2 separate regions of the Homo sapiens genome follow, and region 2 is linked to region 1. A link is a loop called in an ENCODE intact Hi-C map of the cell type or tissue named here. Cell type or tissue: left ventricle myocardium inferior. All regions are shown on one strand. Links, peaks and the distances in the headings refer to the core of each region. The heading gives the core; the rest is flanking DNA.

Evidence for each region. A loop is a pair of places that touch in the nucleus more often than their neighbours do. Peaks named below come from ENCODE experiments on the same cell type or tissue, not always from the same donor. Only the 100,000 strongest peaks of a DNase experiment are listed, where the experiment ranks them.
Region 2: it touches region 1 in a loop (7-fold over the local background); 4 of 110 quality-filtered maps call a loop at or near these places.

What each region holds. Positions count from the first base shown.
Region 1 is chr9:93,586,600-93,589,499 of GRCh38, reverse strand. All of the region lies in intron 1 of PHF2 (PHD finger protein 2), which reads right to left. Among named protein-coding and RNA genes, the nearest start is that of MIR548AU, 6.8 kb to the left of the region's middle. RefSeq lists an enhancer at 791-1,291. In left ventricle myocardium inferior, for the core only: a CTCF peak has its summit at 1,674 (motif pointing right); no DNase peak of the experiment used is centred there; H3K27ac peaks cover 414 bases.
Region 2 is chr9:93,141,346-93,144,245 of GRCh38, reverse strand. All of the region lies in intron 1 of LOC124902212 (a long non-coding RNA gene), which reads right to left. Among named protein-coding and RNA genes, the nearest start is that of NINJ1, 8.5 kb to the right of the region's middle. RefSeq lists enhancers at 1-421, 422-1,294. In left ventricle myocardium inferior, for the core only: no CTCF peak of the experiment used is centred there; no DNase peak of the experiment used is centred there.

The DNA.
Region 1 (2,900 bases), core at 248-2,747:
GTTGGCAATTTCTGGAGACACTCTGGCTTGTCAAATGTGGGCGTGGGGCAAGCGGCAAGGTGCTCCTGGCACCTGCTGGGTGGAGACCAGGACTCAACATCTACAGCGCACAGAAAGCCCCTACACAAAGAATTCTCCAGCCCAGACGTCAGCCGTGCAGAGGCTGAGAAATCCCACCCACCACACACACAGTTTCCCTACACAGTGTCTGCTGTGGGGCCAGTTTCAATTATTAGAAAGGTTTCCCTCAAACTGAACCCAAATCTGCCTGCTTATAAAGCTTCCTGCTCCAAACTTTCAGTGAGCACTTGGTTCCTTCCCAGGACTGTTATTGGGACAGCTGCTTTGTAGAAGGAACTAGAGAAAGAGACATACCAGGACATGACTAAGCCTCAGAATCCCTGGACCTTGAGGGTCCTGGGAAAGCGGCTTCACCTTCCTGCTGCCTCCAAGGTCCCTCTCTTCTTCACTTGATGGAGTAAAGGATGGCCCTTCAAGTGGCCAGAGGGACTTCCCTAAACATAAATACCATCAGGTCACTCCTGGCATTGCCTTCAGGGCCACGAACAGAGACTTCATAGGGTGTTTTTTGCTTGTTTGTTTGTTTTTGAGACAGAGTCTCACTCTGTTGCCCAGGCTGGAGTGCAGTGGCGCAGTTTCGGCTCACTGCAACTTCTGCCTTCCAGGTTCAAGTGATTCTCCTGCCTCAGCCTCCCAAGTAGCTAGGATTACAGGCACCCACCAACACGCTCAGCTAATTTTTTGTATGTTTAGTACAGACAGGGTTTCACCAGGTTGGCTAGGCTGGTCTCGAACTCCTGACCTTGTGATCCGCCTGCCTCAGCCTCCCAAAGTGCTGGGATTACAGGTGTGAGCCACCGTGCCCAGCCCATAAAGTGTTTTTCTGGGGGGCAGGGAGTGCATGGCAGGGGAGTGGGGAGGGCAGCTTCAGTAAGGCTGGGCTCATCCTCTGAGTCCCACAGACTCGGGCCTCTCAGGTACAGGCTCCCTCCAGGTCTATGCCCTCTGACCTCCAAAGAGAGTTATTCTCGTTGCTGGCTTAACTTTAAGAAGGGCTGTGTCTGGCCTGAGGAATCATTTCTCACAGCCCCCAGGCTAGAACGGACCTCTCACCCTAGCTGACTCCAGAGCTCACCTGGAGCTGCTCCCCTCTATCCCGCAGTCCCATGGTCCCCAACACAACGCCACCAGGCACAAAGACAGAACCATCTTTATCCAGATGTACACCTGCGACAGGAAGTGACCTGCCTGCCTAGGGCCACACAGTGCAGGACACAGGCCCTGCCCCCAGAGCATCTGGTCAAGCACTGAGATAAACAGGTCCGCAGAGCTGTGGTTCTGCCCCCAGCTGCTGCTCAGAGACAGGGAGAGATGTGCAGTGGCCGCCCAGACCCACAGACACACGACAGTCCAGGCACCCAGCTCACTGTCATGGGGGCCTCCAGGGAGGTGACCCTGTGCTGCTTCTTTACCTGCCCACCCCGCCACACAGCCACCTCCTTCACCAGGATCCAAGTCACATGCCTTCACAGTGGGCAGGTGGCACAGACGGCCAATGGCAGGGTCAAGGGCTACCCAGCAGACAGGGGGCCCATGCTGCTGGAGAACGGACGGTCAGTGAGGCCAATGGGCAGCTCCAGGGACAGTTGGCCACTAGGTGGACCAGAGGGCTGGCTACACAGACACAGGCTGGGATCATGAGAGTCACATAACAACACTGTCCCATGAGAACCTCCAGACCAAATAGCAGCTAGTGCTTCCACCCTCCAACTGGCACTGGGGGAGCTCGGGCAGAAGCAGTGCCTGGCAAGCAGGGTGGTAGGGTTAGACACCCTCCAGTCCAGCCCTCCCACCCCTCAGAGCTCCTCCATCCCTCACCTGGGGCTCCTCCATCATCTCTCACCCAGGACTCCTCCATCATCCCTCACCCGGGGCTCCTCCATCCACTATCTGGGACTCCTCCATCATCCCTCACCCGGGGCTCCTCCATCATCCCTCACCCGGGGCTCCTCCATCCCTCATCCAGGGATCCTCCGTCATCCCTCTCCTGGGATTTCTCCGTCCCTCACCTGGGGCTCCTCCGTCCCTCATCTGAGGCTCCTCCGTCCCTCACCCAGGGCTCTTCCATCATCCCTCACCCAGGGCTCTTCCATCATCCCTCAACCAGGGCTCCTCTGTCATCCCTCACCCAGGGCTCCTCCGTCATCCCTCACCCAGGGCTCTTCCATCATCCCTCACCCAGGGCTCCTCCATCATCCCTCACCCGGGGCTCCTCTGTCCCTCACCCGAGGCTCCTCCATCCCTCACCCAAGGCTCTGCCAGCCCCTAACTAGTCTCTGGCCTCTCTCCATCTTGCCCTATACTCCATGCCTCCCACAGAACTCTGAGAGAACTTTACAGACTGCAAACTAAAGAATGTTGTGCCTTGTCCTCATCTTCCTGCACTGGGGCCAGAATGTAACTCCCACCCATGGCCAACAGGCCAAGGTGCCTCCCTAACCATATCTCCCCTCATTTGGGGGCCAGCCACATGCTGCCCCTCACCCCACACAGTGCAGTCTGTTGTCACCCCAATCTGCTCTGGCACAGACTCGCAGGCGGCTGGTGATGAGGGCCATGCCACCCCAACCCTGTCCCCCAGCACTAGCTTCAGGGGCCGTGCAGTCTTCCTCACTGCTGCCCGTGCCTAGAACAGAGCCTGGTCTCCCCTGGTGTTCAGGAAACGTCACCAGCTAGATGGACAGACTGAGGGACGTGCTCGCTCATGAACAAGGAACCAAGCCCAGTCGTGGCAAACCTCTTGACTCCTAGCACAGCTCATGCTGGATTCCTGGGCCATTTTGAGACTCAGGATTCCTCATGTGTGACATGCAGAGCTG
Region 2 (2,900 bases), core at 276-2,775, 450 kb after region 1:
CTGGGGCCGGGACCCCTGCCAGCCTAGACGCCATCAGAGCCAGAGACAGGAAATGTGGCATTCTGGGGAGCCGCCCCGGAGGCTATGTGGCTTCTACACAGCACAGGCAACATCCACAGGTGGGACAGGCAGCCATGCCACAGTGAGGCCCCAGGTCACATGCAGAGGCCTGGCTCATGGCCAGACCTGCCTTAAATGTGGAGCTGGGAACTGAGGGGTCTGGCGACTCTGCTCCTTGGGATCCACTTCCTGAGCAGCAGTGGCCACAGGACGAGTCCCTGTGGTTGTTTGGCCCCACCCACCCCATGTCCGGCCATGAGGACACACCTCACATCCTACCTGATCTGTGTGTGTGTGTGTGTCTGTGTGTGTGTGTGTGTGTGTGTAGACAGAGTCTCGCTCTGTCGCCCAGGCTGGAGTGCAGTGGTGCGATCTCAGCTCACTGCAACCTCTGCCTCCTGGGTTCAAGCTATTCTCCTGCCTCAGCCTCCTGAATACCTGGGATTATAGGCGCCTGCCACCACGCCCAGCTAATTTTTGTATTTTTAGTAGAGACGGGGTTTCACCATGTTGGTCAGCTGGTCTTGAACTCCTGACCTTAGGTGATCCACTCTCCTTGACCTCCCAAAGTGCTGGGATTATAGGCGTGAGCCACCGCGCCCAGCCCCTACCTGCTCTTGACAGGAACCAGGGGGTCCCAGGGGCGGTCCCCTGCACAGTGCCACTTCCCTGGCAGCACCCCCACCCTCAGAACTCCACGTCCACCTTCCTTGGACTGGCATATTTCAACTTCCAAATTTTTCCTATAGGCTTCAGTTAAAAGGAAGGAATAGAACCAGAGGTTCGCCACCAAAGCAAGACTCCAGGGAAATTTGGAAGGAGAAGCAGCTGTGGAAACCAGCGTTTTCAGACCGTGAGGCACAGGTGGCCTTCAGATGAGGCCGACAGTGGCCGGGGCAAAGAGCAGAGGACAGAGAGCGAAGGGCATGCCCCCCTGCTTGCCGTCTGCAGTCGCATTCTCTGCAAATAAGGTCGTCTGGGACCCCTGCTTTTCAAGGTTATTGTCCCAGATGATGTATCTTTTTTTTTTTTTCTTTGAGACAGGGTCTCACTCTGTCACCCAGGCTGGAGTGCAGTGGCAAAATTTCCACCCGCTGCAACCTCCAACCCCTGGTTCAGGCAATTCTCGTGCCTCAGCCTCCCGAGTAGCTGGGATTACAGGCATGCACCACCACGCTAGCTAATTTTTGTATTTTCAGTAGACATGGGGTGTTGTCATGTTGGCCAGGCTGGTCTCGAACTCCTGACCTCAAGTGATCCGCCTGCCTTGGCCTCCCAAAGTGCTGGGATTACAGGTGTGAGCCACCACACCTGGCCCCTGATGACATATCCTTGACCAAAATGAAGGCGACACTCGCTTACCTGCTGGCCTGAATGTGCTCACCAACCCTCTACTTGACCCAGTGAGGACATCCCCAGCCTGAACACAATGATCCCAACCAGCATGAAAACATGTGGGCTGACTCTCTCGGGCTTGGGACGGAGTCCTCTTTAGGCCTCGTCCCTTCACGGATTTATGCAAGGAAAATAACTAAAAATGGTATGTTTATAGTATGTTTGTTTCCAACATGCCACACTGATGACTCCTGACTTTTCCACAGTGGAGGGACACCTGCCTCATGCTGAGGGACAGTGGGAGGGCTTGTGGGAGGCACTGGGCCCCAGACTTACAGGGGGCAGCTTCTCAGAAGCAGGCTCTCCCCTACCTGTGCCCCTGCGTCAATCCTCAGCTTGGCCCACATCCCTGCCTCAGAACTTGCAGGGACAGCTGTGCCCGGTGGCTTGGAGTAGGGTTCCTGGGCCAGCAGCATCAGCCCCTCTGGGCTGGTCCCAGTGAGCTGTGTTCTCACAGAGTTCTGATGCATGTCCAAGTTTGAAAACCGCAGGCCCAACCAGAAACAGGACCAGACAACTCCCTCTAGGCCGGGAGTGATGGTGTTCTACTGGTGTGAGCTCATGCTCAGAAGTCGCAGGCTGACCCCTGTCCCCTCCCTGCCACAGGACAGGGAGGGAGTGGGGACAGGAGGCTTCCACAGCCTGAGCCTGAAGCCCCCACCCCACTGCAGGCTCTTGTGACATTCACAGAGGTCTCCCCCAAGGAAGCTACGGGTAGCCTTGGGCCTGAGGTGGGCTGAGATTCCCTAGGCAGGACAGGAAAGGGCTTTGGCTTGGCTGCGAGGTAGCTCCTGGCACCCAGCCACAGTAGGCAGAGGGTGCAGTGTGGACTCAGGCAATCTGGGTTTGAATCTCAGCTCTCAGAGCCCCAGTTTCCCCGTCTGTAGAAAGGACACAACAACACCATAATGAGATCATGCACACCCCACCTGGGCTACAGTGTGCTCAGCAGTGACTGCTGTTGAAATCCAACCAATAGTCCCATAGACAGTCTTTCTTTTCTTTTCTATACATATATATTTTTTTTTCTTGAGATGGAGTCTTCCTCTGTCATCCAGGCTGGAGTGCAATGGTGAGTTCTTGGCCCACTGCAACCTCTGCCTCCCAGGTTCAAACAATTTTACTGCCTCAGCCTCCCAAGTAGCTGGGACTACCAGCGCCCGCCACCACGCCCAGCTAATTTTTTTTTTTTTTTTTTTTTTTGAGATGGAGTTTCACTCTCGTTGCCCAGGCTGGAGTGCAATGGCACAATCTCAGCTCACTGCAACCTCAACCTCCAGGTTCAAGCGATTCTCCTACCCCAGCCTCCTGAGTAGCTGGGATTACAGACATGCACCAACACGCCCGGCTAATTTTGTATTTTTAGTAGAGATGGGTTTTACCATGTTGGTCAGGCTGGTCTCAAATTCCTGACCTCAGGTAATCTGCCCGCCTTGGCTTCCTAA